Linked DNA regions of Homo sapiens: region 2 is linked to region 1. A link is an interaction called in ENCODE POLR2A ChIA-PET data of the cell type or tissue named here. Cell type or tissue: HepG2. All regions are shown on one strand. Links, peaks and the distances in the headings refer to the core of each region. The heading gives the core; the rest is flanking DNA. Region 1 has its middle 26 kb from the start of HNF1B. Region 2 overlaps HNF1B (HNF1 homeobox B).

Region 1 (8,263 bases), core at 2,975-5,474:
GCTCACTGCAAGCTCCGCCTCCCTGGTTCAAGCCATTCTCCTGCCTCAGCCTCCTGAGTAGCTGGGACTACAGGCGCCTGCCACCACGCATGGCTAGTTTTTTGTATTTTTAGTAGAGACGGGGTTTCACCATGTTAGCCAGGATGGTCTCGATCTCCTGACCTCATGATCTGCCCACCTCGGCCTCCTAAAGTGCTGGGATTACAGGCATGAGCCACTGTACTCGGCCATGTTTTGCATTTTAAGAAGCTATATATATATTCTCTCTCTCTCTCTCTCTCTCTCTCTCACACACACACACACACACACACACACACACACACACACACACACACTCCGGGATTTTGAAGATAAGTAGACTGAAGCACAGGTTGCTTAAATGATGTGTCCCAAATCCCTTCACTAGAGACTGGCAGACGAGGGACCTGAATGAAGCCAGGTGCTCTGACTCAAGAAAATGTTCTCTTACCCTGCAGCACCGCTTGTGCAGCGTGCCCCAGCTGACACGGTTTTGTAAGATTCCTTGAACTCTCCTAGGTGGGGCAGGCATGCCACACGTCCCCTCCCTGCATTGTTCATATGCTGCTTCCTATTTTCTTGCTCAACTCTCTTGCAATCTCTCTCAGTTCTATACATGGGAATTTCATCTTTCTAGCTGCTCAGGCCCCAAAACAAGAACCAATGACTTGTCCTTTTCTCTTACACCTGTATCTACTCCTTCAGCAAATCTGCCAAACTTCCTTCAACATAAACCCAGGATCTGACCACTTCTTGGCTCCTCCACCATTCTCCTTTCAGTCACACCAGGCATCTTTCCTGTCATCTTATTTGGTCCCTCTGCATCTTCCCTTGCTCCCTACAATCTCTTCTCCACACAGTAGCCGGAGGAATCCTGTTAAGTCAGAAGCCACATCATGTCTTTCTCTGTTGATAAACGCTCGAATGGCTTCCGGTCTCACTGGGAGCAAAAGCCCTATGAGACGGACTTGACTCCCCCCATGGGGCCTCCTGGCTCTTTCTGGAACACATCAGGACACATTTCTGCCCCAGGGCCTTTGCACTTGCAGTTTTCCTGCCCTGGGACCCTCTTCCCCAGATGGCTGCAGAGCCCACTCCTCAGCTCCCACAAATGTGTGCTAATTTGCCATCTCCTTGGGGAGGCTTCCCTTGCCCACCTTTATTAAAACTGCAGCTCATCTCCTACCCAATGTTCTCCAGCCCCACGCTCTGCCTCCTTTCTCCTTCTAAGCACTTATCACCGTCTGGCAAACGATGCATTGAACAAGTTCGTTTTATTTGTCATGTAACTCCCCAACTAGAATGTAAGCCCCACAAAGGCAGGGTTTCTCTTTTGGGAGGGGAGGTTCTGGTTTGTTCACTAATATAACCCTAGTGTCTACAACAATGCCTGGCACTTTGTAGCTCTCAATACATGGTTTTTTTGTTTGTTTGTTTTGAGACAGAGTCTCGCTCTGTTACCCAGGCTGAAGTGCAGTGGCACCATCTCACCTCACTGGAACCCCTGCCTTCTAGGTTCAAGTGATTCTCCTGCCTCAGCCTCCCAGGTAGCTACAGGCATGCGCCACCATGCCTGGCTAATTTTTTGGTATTTTAGTAGAGAGAGTTTTGCCATGTTGGCCAGGCTGGTCTTGAACTCCTGACCTCAGGTGATTCGCCCACCTCGGCCTCCCAAAGTGCTGGGATTACAGGCATGAGCCACCGTGCCCGGACCCAATACCTGTTTTTTGAGTGGATGAATGAAGGACATTCATTCCCTGTCCCCTGACAGGTCTTAGGGCCTCATCTCTTCCTGATCTGCAGACCGGATCATTTTTATCTCAGTCACATGTTCAGTCTTCTGAGATGTGGTATGGCCACTCATTTATCACTGACTCTCACTTAAGCCCAGTTCCTACCTAAGATGCTCTCCACAGAGGCTTGGGTGAGGCTGCAGTCATGCCAGCTTCTGCTCTCATCCCACATTCTTTGAGTTTAATGAGGGAGCCTCCCTCAGGCACCATCCTGGACCTTTTCATAAGACCCTGCCTTCACAGACAACATTCTCGGTTTCAGGAGCCATAGAGCTGTTGAAGGTCAACCATTCAACTTACTGAGTATTAATTATTCAAATGTGTCTGGTTGTACAGGAGGCCTTCAGCCAGCAATGAAATGGAGGGTGAACCAGGATGAGGGAGAAAGTTCATATTAATGGCACCTCTTTCCCCATCTCAAAGGGGTAACTGCCCTTGAAAGAGCCCCTGTAGTTCGGGGTTGAAGAGAGTGCAGGAGCACAGGAGGAGAGAAGGCTATTCAATTTGTAATTTGCAAAAAAAGAAGCCATTTATCAAAGTTTGTGCTTGAGATATTTAATAATAGAACTGCCCTTCAAGGTTTCCTTAAGGGTAATATTGCTGATTAAAAAGGAAACATGCTCTCTCATTTTGCAATTGAAGAAACAGCCACATAGAGTCGGGTGGTGATTCTCAAAGGACAACAGCAACCCAATCAATTCTACCCCTTGTATCAAGGGACAGTCATGTTCACCTCCATCCATGAGAATTATGTCCCACGCCATCTTTGCAGGAGTATGTCATCACGAAAGTTACCTGCCATCGAGACAAAGAAAAAGAAGTGAAACTCACCCACCACTCAAACCCCAAACAGTGTTGGGTCAGGGGTGAGAGCAGGGCAGGCAGAACTGGGCAGAACGTTAGCATTGGTGTCCCGGCTGGGATGGCCTTTAAAGGTCAGCCAGGGCAAACTTGGAGGTCACCTGCACTTGGGGAAGCTGAGGTGCAGAGAGGATGAGTGACTCCGGGGCCCTGGCCACACAGGGGGTTAGTGACTAAAAAGCAGCCAGAATTCTGTCACCGTGAGTCTCCACATAGAGCTATGTCCAGGGTCCTTAAATGACCTTGGCAACCCACTGCTTTTGTACCCTTATGTTCCACAGGAGGAAACAGACCCATAAGGCAGAAGAGCAACGAGGCCAAGGAGACCAGAGAAGATATTTAATGTGGACCTTTACCCCATTGGCTTCCCTTGAGTTTATTTAAGCAGGACTTTCGGTTCTTTCTCTCTTCCTTTCCTTCAGTGTCACAGCAACTTTATATCGATTTTGTCTAGTCCCTCAGGAAATGGTCTTGTGAACTTGAAAAACAAAGGCCTAAATTCACGGAACCAAGTTAGTTTCTAGCACTGTCTCTTCTGTTCCATGCCAGTGTTTCTGCCCAGAAAAATGGGGTCAGTTTGGTCAGAGTGGAGGGAAGAGGAGAGATTCAGTGGACTCCCCCAGAGTCATAGCTTAGCAATGAGAAGACAGGGATGCATAGGATAATCTCCCCAAATTAGACTATCCCACTGTTCTCAGCATACAGCGGGTGCTTTAGCAAATAATGATTGCATTGCTTTGTTAGGTGCCATGCCGGAAAATTTACAGGCTACCAATTTTACAACAGACCAATGGACAAGTATATTGATCACCCAACTACTCTATGTCCAGAGTTATAATTGGAATTGTCCAAAAGTCAAGAGACATATAGCTTTACCCTGGGGGGCCTTGAAATCTCATTGGGAAGCCAGTTCTATTACACATAACACACCTTGAGCAAAATACAGGACAGCTCCTGTATAAGACCGTGTAACATTGATGGGATTGTAGAGAGAGGATTTAAAAGCAATCTCTCTCCATCATCACGCCCATGTAACAATAATGATAGTAATAATCATAGCTGCCCTTTTTTGAGCAGTTAACTGTAGTTACTACCAGGCACATGCTAAGCTCTTTAAAGATATCATCTCATTTACTCTGGACAACAAACCTACCAGTACTAATATTATCTCCTTGTCAAAGGTCATGTAGCTAAAAGTGTAGAGCCAGAATTGGAATCTGGGCCCCTTTTATAAACCCTAACCCTAAAGCCATGTTTTTAGCATTGACACCCACAGCCCACCCTCAGCCACTCTAGTCCTCTGTGTGTAGGTAGCTCCTTGAAAGATGACTGTACCTTTTAAACTTTCTCTCTGCGTCCTCTGGCCACCATGTTCTGGTCCAGATCAGTGGTCCTCAAACTCTCGGACACCCACCACATAATAGAGGGTCCTGATGAGTGAGAAAGAAAGGGGAACTGCTCGTCATCTGTGTCCCATTTGCGTCCACCCACCCCTGGAAGTGAGGGCCACACACACACCCTGTCCCAATGTTGTCACTCAGGTGGAAACAAGTTGAGAACCACAGTTTTGGGGTCACCCCTGTTGCTCTCGTCCCATTTTGCACTTTCCCTTCCTGCTTTCCTGTGGCTGACCCTGCTCTGCTGATGTCTGTCTTAAACCCCAAGGATCAAACTGTTTCTGAAGCTCAGCCAACCAACTCTCCTTCATCTCCCGGGAGTCTCCTAGGGTCCTCAGGGTGCTCCCAGCTCCTGAGCCAGTTATTTTTCCCTAGGCGTGTTCCGATGTCATGAATGCCAAATCATTGCCCCCGCCTTGTGGCTGTGCCTGGGAATTACAGCTCTCCTGCTCGTAAGGACAACTGGGTGCCCAGAATACAGGTTTACGTTGCATCCCTCTCCCACTGCTATACTCACCCCGTCTCCCAGAGTGGAAGTACCTTAAGTTAACAAGCCCACTTGACATCCTCAAATTCCACCATGCCTTCAGGACACGTCAACATTAAAATCACCCCGGTACTGCCACTACTTACTACCACCACTCAATTCCTGCCACCACGACTAATACCCTACTCTGCAACCACTACCATTACTACTGCTACCACCACTTCTATCACGGTTAATATCACTACTACAACAACCATTACAACCTCTATTAATACTACCATTACTACCACTACATGACTAGTGCTATGGTCACGCCTACCACCATTAATACCACTACTATTGCCACTACCACCACCACCACTAGTGTTACTATCACTACAACCACCACTAATGCCACTACTATTACCATGATTACCACTATTAATACTGCTACTACTACTACCACTACCACTATTAATACCACCACCACCAATATACCACTATTTTTTTTTTTTTAAGAGTTGGTGTCTCGCTGTGTTGCCCGGGCTGGAATGCAGTGGTGCAATAATAGCTCACTGCAGCCTTGAACTCCTGGGCTCAAGTAATCCTCCTGTCTCAGCCCCCAAATAGCTGGGACTACAGGTGCATGCCAGCACACTTGACCAATTTTTAAAAATTTTTTCCAGAAATGGGGTCTTGAACTCCTGCCCTCAAGCAATCCTCCTGCCTTGGCCTTCCAAAGTGCTGGGATTACAGGTGTGAACCACAGCACTTGGCCACTATGATTACTATTAATTACACTCCTGCCATTATGAATCCCACCCCTACCACTGCCACTCCTACCACTGTTCATACCATTCCTAGTACCACTACCACCACCACTACTACTATTGCTATTGTTGCTGCTGTTACTGCTGCTACTGAAGACTTACTGTGCGCTTGGCTCATGATCTTTTTCTTATATTATCTCATGTAATTCTTACAGCAACTCTTGAAGTAGGAAATATAATTATCCTCATTTTACAGATAAGATAATCAGGACTTGGGGGCTGGGCATGGTGGCTCACACCTGTAATCCCAGCACTTTGGGAGGCCGAGGCGGGCGGATCACGAGGTCAGGAGATCGAGACCATCCTGGCTAGTGCAGTGAAACTCCGTCTCTACTAAAAATACAAAAAAATTAGCTGGGCGTGGTGGTGGGTGCCTGTAGTCCCAGCTAACTCAGGAGGCTGAGGCAGGAGAATGGAGTGAGCCTGGGAGGCGGAGTTTGTAGTGAGCCGAGATCGTGCCACTCCAGCCTGGGTGACAGAGCGAGACACCGTCTCAAAAAAAAAAAGATAATCATGACTTGGGAGTCCTTTGAATTGTCATAGCTCCCTCTGCTAGTAAGAGGCAAATCAGGATATGAACCCAAATTGTCTGGCATCAGAGCCCATGCACTTAACCCCCAGCGTGAGGAAGCGACACTGGCTTTGGAGTCAGAGAGACCCAGGTTAGACTCCTCACCTTGCTGGGTAACCAGGCGAGTGAGTCTTCTTTGTAAGATGGGGTTTCCCCTTGCAAGGCTAGGGTTCTTTTGAGAATTAAATGAGATGATATATATCGGGATGTCCAATCTTTTGACTTGCCTGGGCCACATTGGAATAAAAATTGTTTTGGGCCACATATAAAATACACTAACACTAACGATAGCTGATGAGCTAAAAAAAATAATGTTTTAAGAAAATTTACAAATTTGTGCTGGTCTGCATTCAAAGCTGTCCCAGGCCACATGTGGCCCATGGGCCATGGGTTGGACAGGCTTGATACATATGAAACATGTAGCAGAAAGGCTGCACGTAATCCGCCCTGCCTCCCAGGGAGCCTGGCTGACCTGTCTTGTGAGTCTCTGCTCACAGCCAACAATAGGTCCTCTGCAAGAACCTACTGTTGGATAACTCACTCTCCACTCAGGCCATACATACAACTTGTTAATGATTCATTCCTTCCTTCATTCACCCACATATCACACATTTATTGAACACCTCCTATATGGTAGGCATGGTGCTTGGACCTGGGGATGTGGTCACTGCCCTTGTGTCATACACCCTACTAGAATTTTCTGTGTGCCAACTACAGGACATGCAAAGAGCAGTGTGGAACAGTTGAGGCACAGAGCATCTGGTGAGCTTGGAAAGGGGGATAAAACAAGAAAATCAATGACTAGGCACAATGAAGATGAAGATAAACATCTTAGGAGATTGGGGAATGGATAGTCTTATCAAAAGATAGAGACATCCCACTGGTGGAAGAATTGGGCAAATTCTGGTGGCATCAGTTGGAAGGAGCGGAAGGAAATGGCAAAGGTAGCAGCTGGAGAAACATCCTGGGTAATTAGTTTTTTTCACTGAGGGGCCACTGAACCTCTTGCTCATCCTTCACTATTTAGAGAGCACTTCTAATAACCAATGATTGTCTCACAGCAGCTTCACTGGCGTGGGGAGAGCTGGACCTTAGCGGCTCCTCCACAATCAATGGATAACCACATGGAAACACTCCTACTCTAACCAGGCTCTGTGCTGGACTCCAGTCCTCATCACTGAGAGGCGGGCTTCCATGCTGCAGATGAGAAAATGAAGACTCAGAGACGTTCGGTGACTTACTAAAGTTACTGAATGCAGAAGTCAGGATGCAAACCTGGATTCATCTAGTGCCAAAGGCCACATTCTTTCCATCATGGAACACTTTTCTTTTACTGAGAAGGCAGGAAGCCTGGTGAACTCTCACTCAGTTCTGATCATGCAGGCAGAGGGCCATGTTCTCCATATAAAGGGGACAGTGCCTAGAGCCACACAGGGTGTTGAGAGGCTGAAACAGACTTTGGGTGGTGTGGTGTTGTGAGAGGCTGCAGAGTGCAGCAACTGGTGTCAGGCAGACCTGGACTTGAATCTCAGCTGGGCAAGTTTTTTTGTTTTAACCCCATTCAAAAATGCCAGTCCAACTATTTCCCTCTGTAATCATGTTTTAGCTGCTATACACATTTTAATGAAAATTATAATCGTACTGTAGGTTTAAGCCTTGATTTTCTCACCTGCAAGCTGATAATGTCTATTATAGGATTGTACATGGGGATGAAAACAGTTAACACAGGAGGAGCTCCACAAAGCACAGGCATACAGTAAGCACCCAATGCATATTTTTCACTAGGAGAAGGACCTAGAACAATGCTGAGGACATTGTTCTAAGACAATGCTGGGGTGCTCAGGATGTGGCTGCTAATGTTTCACTTTTTCTGGAGCCTGACAGAATCCTGGGCACTGTACCCCTAACTGATATAGTCAAGAGGGTGTTTCATGAACTTATGAATTTTTATAAGGTTCTACTTTTGCAATTTCATGTAATGCTCCAGTGCCGTTGGACACGTCAGCTCCTGACCTTTCAGTTGGTGAGGCACTTCCCATAAACAGAGCCATAAAAGCCCACTGGTTTTCTCCTTGGTGTGTGAGTTTGTTTGGTGCTCTCCCTTTCTCCTTCGCCATTTGAATAGTGATGTCATTATTCCAACGTCCTCTCACCTCTACTGAAAAAGGCCTACCAGTGACTCTCTCCTGGGTACTCAGCAACACTCTGGAGGGAAGTTGTGGTTTCAGCAAGGTGCAAGCATCATGAAACCGAGAGAGAACTGGCAGGGTGGAGAACTCACCCAAAGGTAGGAGAGAGAGAAAAACACTCACATGCTTTTATTAAGC
Region 2 (8,263 bases), core at 3,477-5,976, 81 kb before region 1:
ACTGTCTGCATTGTATTCTTTCTTATCTACCTGAATTCAGCAGCTAACACTGCGTTATCTCTGCCTTTGGTGGAATACCCCATAACTGGTTAGCATGGAAAAGTTTAATACAGTTTAAGGCGAGTTTTCAGTACTGGTTTTATTTCCTATCCATGGATGTTAAAATGAAATTTGCCTTCCTCAGGCTCACCCTAGAAAGTGACAGCTGGCTCTGATAAAAATGGAACCATCTGTCTGTGAGCCTGGGGTCAGGGTATGAAAAGACACCCTGGAGATTGTTGGTCCATCAGGTGGTGGGAGGAAGGTGTGGGGGTTGAAGCTTGCCAATGAATCTTCAGAGTGTGTGATTCCCCTTGGCCCTTGTATAGCCAGTGGAGGGAGGTCCCTGTTTGATTTAGAAAGGTGAAGCTAACCATCCTTGGGGCTCTCAGTTGCCAGGGTCAGCTGTCTACATATCTTCGTTCAAATAGGATTTCGTTAGGAAAACTCTCTAGAGACTGTCCCCAACCCAGCCATCCTCCCTCTCTTCCATCTACACCTCTGCCCAGATGACCTGTTAGATAAATATGACCTTCTGGGTTTTCAGGGTCTAAATGCAAGATCTAAAATCTATCAAAAGCAGATGCTTGCTTTTCTAGAAACAACACGAGTCCAGATATAGGGCTTCAATTGGGGCTGGAGCTTGAGGCCTATGTTCCTTTCCTCTTCCCGGAGCTCACAGGAGCCATCCAACAGGACAGCTCAGCTAATGAAAGGGGATCTTGGCCTCTCTCCATATGCAGTGCTCGGCCTTGTCCTCAGCCCTCCTCAACCCAGTCATGAACTTTTCTCTTCACTGTTTCAATCCAAATTACATTGTTAGGGGGAGCTAGGAATCAATTAAAGTCAGTATTTCCTTGTCCATCCATTGCTGCTCTGGCCACAGACTAGGTACTCAGTAAATTTGCCCAGCTCACTGAGAATTGAATCTCCCACTACAATGGGATTTTGAAAAAATCCATCACTCATGGCCTGGTTAGCACAATCTTTGCTTCCACTTTCATTGGGACATGCTCTGCCTAAAAGCGAAGAACCACAGGGCAGTAGGCCTATGCTGTTTGGCAAAAAAGGAAACAGCAAAGAAGACAGGTCCATCCTCCTTTCTTCTGGAGTCAGCACTGAATTATTTGTGGTAAAGTCCCTGCTGGTGGAGTCTCTGGGCCTTTGGCTTTTTACTGTTTGGACTATTTGTATTCCTTAGCATCCCCACCAGAGAGAGAATCTTGGGCAAGAGGTGACGTCCACAAGAGCCCATTCACTTAGTGACTGAGAGCTGTAAGGGAAGGAAAAGGAGGGCAGGAAGAAAGGCTGGAATTAATGCTTTAAATGAGGCTAAACAATTTACCCGCAGAGTTTTCATTCATCCTACTTTTTGTCTGTTTCTATCACATGTCACCCACCAAGAATTGACTCTATGACTTTACCCCTGTGAGTTGCAGGGAAGAAAAGGGTGCTAGCTCCTGCTCTGGCCAGATTCCCTCTGAGCGACTTGTGGAGTCTTACTGGGGGATTCAACTCTTCTTCACCTCAATCAGCAGTAAAGCCTACACAGACACTGGGAGCATGACGGCAAGAGAAGGCCACCCACCTCTCTACACCCCTAGATGACACACTACAGGATCCCAGTGGAGTATACAGAAAATTCCAAGGAGACCAGGGGCCAGGGGTTCTCGGTGGAACCATGGCAGGGAAAGTATCAGAGACAGAAATATGAGACTCTGGGTAGTGATAAAATAAATTGTTTTAATGGAAGGCTTTCTGAGACTGCAACTTTTTCTTCTGCTATCAAACAGCCAGTTTCCCTGCCCTGGGGTTTCTTAGGGAGTGCACGGCTGAGCTCCTGGCCCACAGGAAGCTGGCATGTTACTCTGACACACTACATTCAGCCCCTCCAGGGATCCAGAGGTGTGTCTTAATGTCAGGAGACTGGAGTTAGCTGGTAGTCAGTCCAAGGTATGCTGTCCCCATAAGTGTCCAGGCCCGCGGGAGAGGACAAGGGGCTTCACTTCCCACTTAGGATGTTTCTCCATGAGGGGAGAGGGGACAGATCACTTTTGAAATTTTGACTCTGACCTTTACAAAGAAAACTAATAGACACTTTAGTATTATATACAGGGCAGAGGGGAGAGGACACAGAGGGGAAATTGCACTTAATTACAGTAGTTTATAGTTTACAGCCATTGGACAAATTTACTTCTTTAAAAGAAATCTCAAGATCATTTGGGATGGGGGCAGGGGAGGGAGTCTGTGGATATTTACAGTGTGTTTGGCTCAGTTCAATAGCACATGTCCTTCTCTCCTCATTTCAGTAACAGATTCAAGTTTTCGCATCAGTTTGTTCGATGAAGGATCACAACATAGACAGTACGGCTTTCTTGCTTCCTCTTCGGAGGTTCCTTGTCTCCCACCTCCAGGACAGACAGGAGTCCTTGACATCGTGGGAGAGGCATTGTGGCAATACTGCATAGAAGGGAAACTGGGCTTCGGGCTGCGCCTCCTGAGAGTGGATTGTCTGAGGTGCCAGCAGGACGTCCGTCAGGTAAGCAGGGACCTCTCGCAGGTGCTGGTCAGGTCACTGGGCTTTTCCATGACAGCTGCCCAGAGGGTGATGGTGTGGAAAACAGGGTCCTTGTTGTTGCGCACGAAGTAAGTGGTGTGTGGGCATCACCAGGCTTGTAGAGGACACTGCAGAGAGAGAGGAGAGAGGGTGCTCAGCTGTGTCATTTGGCAGGGTCATGGGCCATTAGTTTGGCTTCTCTAAGGGAGATGATGCCCAACTCAACCAGCAAAGAGCAGCAGGTGGAGGGCTGGGGGCCTCGTGTCTGCTCAGTTCTGCAGTTTTCATGCTGAGGCACACTTCCTGCAGGAAAACCCGGGAGCCGGCTTTCCTGGCCACTTCAGAAGAAAGAAGTGAATTGCTGGGGACCTTGAAGTAGTCTTAACTTGCTGACCTGAATCCTGAAGCTGGGCTCCTCTTTCTGTGACAGTGGCATTTATAGAGTGCTTAGTGTACTTGAAAAGGCAGCTGGATGGTGAGCTCTTGCCTCTCGTGGAAGCAAGGGTCTCTTCCTAAGACCGCTAAGAGCAGAGGCCTCCTATACTAATGCTTCTCGAACTTTAACGGACCCACAAGTACCAGAGAGCCTGTGAAAATGTGGATTCTGGTTTAATTCTGACTTGTAGGCCTGGGGTGCACCTAAGAGTCTGCATTTCTAACAAGTTCCCAGGGTGTGCCAGTGCTGCTCACCTAGGGCAGCAAGGCCAGAAAGCACACGAGAAAATGACCACTCAAACTACTCATCAGGAAGGAGCTTTGCAAATTGCAAAGTGCTTTCTACGGGTTTCTTACTTTAGCATAAGAAACTCAGAGGACCAGGGAAAGGATCCAAAGGCTGAAGGCCTCTGATGCCATCCTTGTGGGTGGGCCAGGGCAGGAGACCCCAGAATGGCTGGAGAAGCCCTCGAGAGAAGCCACCTCACCCAACTCAGGGCAGCCTTGCCCTCCAGTGCCTGGGCCTTATTCATTTGAACTGTCATGGAGTGTCACTGCTTTCCTTTTCACTTCTGGGGAGTCTCTTTTTGTCTCCCTGTGTCTCCTCCTTCCCTTTTGCTTTTGCCGGCATCTAAGGTTCTGCCTTTGACTTAGTGGCTTATTCTCTCAAGATCCCCCCAAACACACACACACACACACACACACACACACACACACACACACTTACACCTACCAATACCACTAAAGGCCACTGTTATCGCATTGATCAGTGCTCCAACCATAACCCTATATGAGGATACCATTATGTCTATTTGACAAATTAGGAAAACAAGGCTAAAAGAGAGTCAGTGAATTGTCCATGGTTTAAGAACTAGGAGAGTGTGGAGCCACAGCTTCAAACTAGCTGTCTAGGTGGCCACTCAGCATGTGCTCTTTCAATCATGCTTGGAGGTGAGGAGCCTTCTACTAAGCTTTGTGCTCTTGGACAAGTTACTCTCTCTGTGCCTCAGTTTCTTCCCCTATAATATGGGAGTTGTTGTGTGATTAGATGAGTCAACACCTGTGGAGTCCTGAGCATGGTCCTTGGCACAATTGTTATTATTAACATGGGGTTCTTCGGCCCAAGCCCCTGCTGCTCCTCAGTACTCTTAAGAGTGGGGCTGAAGGCCTGGCGCAGTGCCTCACGCCTGTAATCCCAGCACTTTGAGAGGCCAAGGCAGGTGGATCACAAGGTCAGGAGATCGAGATCAGCCTGGCCAACATAGTGAAACCACATCCCTACTAAAAATACAAAAATTAGCTGGGCATGGTGGTGCACACCTGTAGTCCCAGCTACTTGAGAGGCTGAGGCAAGAGAATCGTTTGAACCCAGGAGGCGGAGGTTGTGGTGAGCCGATATTATGCTACTGCACTCCAGCCTGGGCGACAGAGCAAGACTTGGTCTCACAAAAAAAAAAAAAAAAAAAAAAAAGAGGGGGGCTGAGCAGTGCGTGCATGTGAGGAGACAGGCTTCTGACCCTTCCACATTCTTGAGACGTTGGTCAGGGTCCTCTGATACCCTTTGCCTCCTCTTCCTCCCCTGGCCCACCCCCACTCTCAAGTCTCTTTACTTCCCACTATCAGCCTTTTTCCAATTTTCAGATTTCAGGTGGAGGAGAGAGAAAACGGCTTGTGACCTTGCAGGTTTCAAAAGAAGAGCAAACAAGAAGGGCAGATAAGGAGACGCCAGTGAGATTCTATGGCCTGTCATTAGGGATGGGCTTCCCAGCTATCAAATGTTTGCTCACATAATAAAATGGTGGCAGAGCCCAAAATGTTGTCAAAAGAACTAGAGTTATTTGCCTCCTTCAGAGTCTAAACACAAACATCTGATAAGGGGTGCACTGTGGTCCCTTAGAACTGGAGGCCCAGCACACGCAGCCCCACGGGGGCCTGGCCCAGAAGATCTCTGAGAGACCGCGGGGCCCTCCGTCTGAAAGGTGTGGTAGCTGTGGCAAATGTGAAGGACATCCTTATTCTAAGAGGATTTGTTACATAATGGTAAGAGCTAACATTTATCGACATCCTACTGTGTGCCAGGCACCATACCAAGGGCTTCACAAGCATCACTGCCTCGAGTTCTTACGTCGACCCTTTGAAGTAGGTGATTATCGTGAATTCATTTAACACGTTTGAGTGCCTACTGTGTACTTGGCACTTTTTTAGACACTGGAGATGCAGCTGTAAACAACACCCTGCCCACTTCTTCACAGGCTTTACCTCCTAGTGAAGGCTTTGAATAATAAACAAGTAAACAAATGCGTGCACACACACACACACACACACACACACACACACACACTACAACTTTAGGTGGAGATGAGCACTCCATAGAAAAATAAGCATAGAGGTTAGGGCAGCTTGAGGAAAAAGAGATTAACTTAGATATGGGAATCAGGCGAGGCCTCTTTGAAATGGTAACATTTGAGCTGAATGAAGTGAAGGGGCAAGCATGTAAAAATGCACAGAAAAAAAGAGCTCCAGGCAGACACCACAAATGCAGGAGTCCTGGAGTGGGATCTCTTCAGCCCTGGCACAGCTAAAGCTGAGCGGGTGATGGAGGGAGGAAGGAGGTGAGAACGGCGACACTGGCAGGGGCATAATCACATAGGGTCCTGTATGTCTCTGTTTTAGTTTGGTTGTGATGGAAAGCTATTGGAGAGTTTTGACAGGGGATTGACATGCTTGATGTCTCTTTGTAAGAGATCACTCTGGCGAACAGCCCCCAGTGGGGCAAGGGTGGAAGTGGGAGACAGGCAAGGGCCACCTAAGGAGATCAGGGAGAGACAAGGGGGCCTGGGCTGGGACTAGGGCAGTCCTGATGGGAGTGTGAGAAGAGGTCAGATTTAGGATGTATTCTGAGGGTCCCCTAGTAGAACTTATTGAGAGACTGATGTGATGTGGAGAGAAGAATCAGGGATACTCTCAGCTCTCTCACTTGAACAACTGGTACCAGTTTTGGAAATGGAGAAGCCCATGGGGGAAGCAATTTTGATAGGATGAAATAGGGCAAAATGAAGAGTTCCTATTTTAGGCACGTTGAATTCAAGAGGCTTATTAGATATTTTAGACATGCGTCTGTCCCTGCCGAAGCAGCACTGGATCTGTGAGTGAGCACTCAGTAGGGAAGACCGGACTGTACACAGAATTACAGGAACCATCGGCGTGTACACTTGACCTAAAGCCATGGGACTGGAGGAGATCACCCAGGAGTGAGCACAGATGAGAAGAGGCCAAAGAATGAGGCCCGGGGCCCTCCAACACATAAATATTGGGAAGATGAGTTGCCAGCTGAGGAGATGAGAAGTGGCCAGTGCCGTAGAAGAACCAGGAATGGTAGTATCCCAAACTCCCATGGAAAAAAGGAGGGAGAGATCAGCTGTGTCAGAGACAGAGGTTGAAAAGTAACCATTGGTTTCAGCAGCATGGAGGGGATCGTGAGCTGGACACAGTGAGGCGTGAGGATAAAGGCCAGTCTGCAGTGATCTCAAGAGAGAATTGAGGGTGAGGAAGTGGAGACAGTGAGGACAGATAAGTCACTTCTATGACCATGAACTTATGTGAGATTCATTGTGGCTCCATTAATTAAAAGTCATGATTATAATTCCGGTTTTACAGATGAGGGAAGTGTGGCCTGGAGAGGTGATAAGTAAGTTGGCCGGGGTCTCACAACAGCAAGGCTTGTGCTCTTCACCCCTATGTAAGAGCACTTCTTTCAACCCCCTCAACACGGGGAAATAAATGCCCTTTGCCACGTAAGACCCTTTTCCCAAACTCAGAGCCGCTCAGGGGTGCTAGCAGGGGAAGCCAAGAGTGACCCAGCTTCCATGGGCTGGGTGTTTCCTTTGGGACATGCGCTGAGTGAAGTATTTTACAGGTCTTCGTGCAGTTAGTCCTTTCAGTGATCCCATGAAAGAGGTATCATTATCTTCATTTTACAGGTGAGCAAACAGAGGCTCAAAGAGGCTAAGACATTTCTCTGAGGTCACACAGGTAGAAAGTGGTAGAATGTTGAGCCCAGATCTGCCTAACTCCCAGGTCGATGCTCCCAACCATCAGAACACTCTGCTTCCTCACCCAGTGAAGAAGCTGGGAGAGGAATAGCCGAAGGGGATAGATGATGAGGCCACCCACCTGCCCCCTTGTCAGTGCCCTGACTAGTTACTGCTCTGGGGGCCCTCTCTTCACCTTCCCATAAACTAGGAAGTCAAGCAGCGGGGAGAGAACACTGTGGAAACAGGAGTTGGCTCACAACCTGCCTGCACTTGTTCTAACTGAGGTCAGTGGTTGCTGTGGTCTTGTTTCCAGACTAGCGGGGCATTGTTGAACTCAGGCACAAACCCACTCAGAGATAACTTGCCAGCACCCAAGAGTTGAGAAGGAGGGAGACGTATGTGCTCTGGAAGGGACAGATGGCAGTAGATGCAGAAGGATTCTTGGCGCGAGAAGTCCCAGCCTGGGGTTCCTGACCTGTAATCCCCAAGGCCCTTGGGGCATGTCTGCCTTGACAACAGGAAGTACTGGGATCAGACAGATACAAGTACAAATCCTGGCTTTAGCCTTATACCTGCATAACCTTGGGTTGTTATTATGGGTGCTTAAAAGTGGATATTGGAAGATGAACGTTGTTTAATGAGTTTGGAGTGAGAAAGCCAGTCTGGAAGTCCAGCTCTGGAATTTATGATCTGTTTGAACTTGACCAGATCCATACCCATCTTTGAACCTCAGTTTTCTGCTTTGTAAATCAGGTATAAAAATAACGACCTTGCAGAATGGGTAAGAGGGTTCTCCAGGAAATGTAAGCTAGAAAAGCATCTGGGGTGCTGCTTGGAAAATGGAGGCATCAAAAAACACGGGTTCTGCATTCATTCGTTCGTTCGTTCATTCATTCTTTGTTATTTACTGAACATCTAATATAGCCCAGGCATTTGGCTAAGCCCAAAGGGTATGGGTGCTTTGACAGGCCCTGAACTATTTGCTTTTTTCCTGGGAAATAGGTGAGCAGGGAGTCTGTGTATCAGCAGGAGAATGGGAAACAGGGATCCGGAGCCCAGGCCCAAGAGGTAGGATGTGCTTGAGAGATGGTAGTAATCCTGAGACATTTTCTTCTCCCAGCCTCCTTTGACTGCATGTAGACCAAGCACTGAATTGGATATTGAAAGAGTCACTAGGCCGGGTCCAGTGGCTCACACC

The links. Peaks named below come from ENCODE experiments on the same cell type or tissue, not always from the same donor. Only the 100,000 strongest peaks of a DNase experiment are listed, where the experiment ranks them.
Region 2: POLR2A ChIA-PET joins it to region 1 with 5 read pairs; 3 of 35 experiments call an interaction of 5 or more read pairs at or near these places.

What each region holds. Positions count from the first base shown.
Region 1 is chr17:37,766,634-37,774,896 of GRCh38, forward strand. No RefSeq gene overlaps it. Among named protein-coding and RNA genes, the nearest start is that of HNF1B, 26 kb to the left of the region's middle. In HepG2, for the core only: a CTCF peak has its summit at 4,482; a DNase peak (open chromatin) is centred at 4,478.
Region 2 is chr17:37,684,669-37,692,931 of GRCh38, forward strand. It overlaps HNF1B (HNF1 homeobox B), which reads right to left. Exons shown (of 9, transcript NM_000458.4): 9 at 1,763-2,724. The coding sequence ends at 2,704. Among named protein-coding and RNA genes, the nearest start is that of DDX52, 45 kb to the left of the region's middle. In HepG2, for the core only: no CTCF peak of the experiment used is centred there; a DNase peak (open chromatin) is centred at 4,763.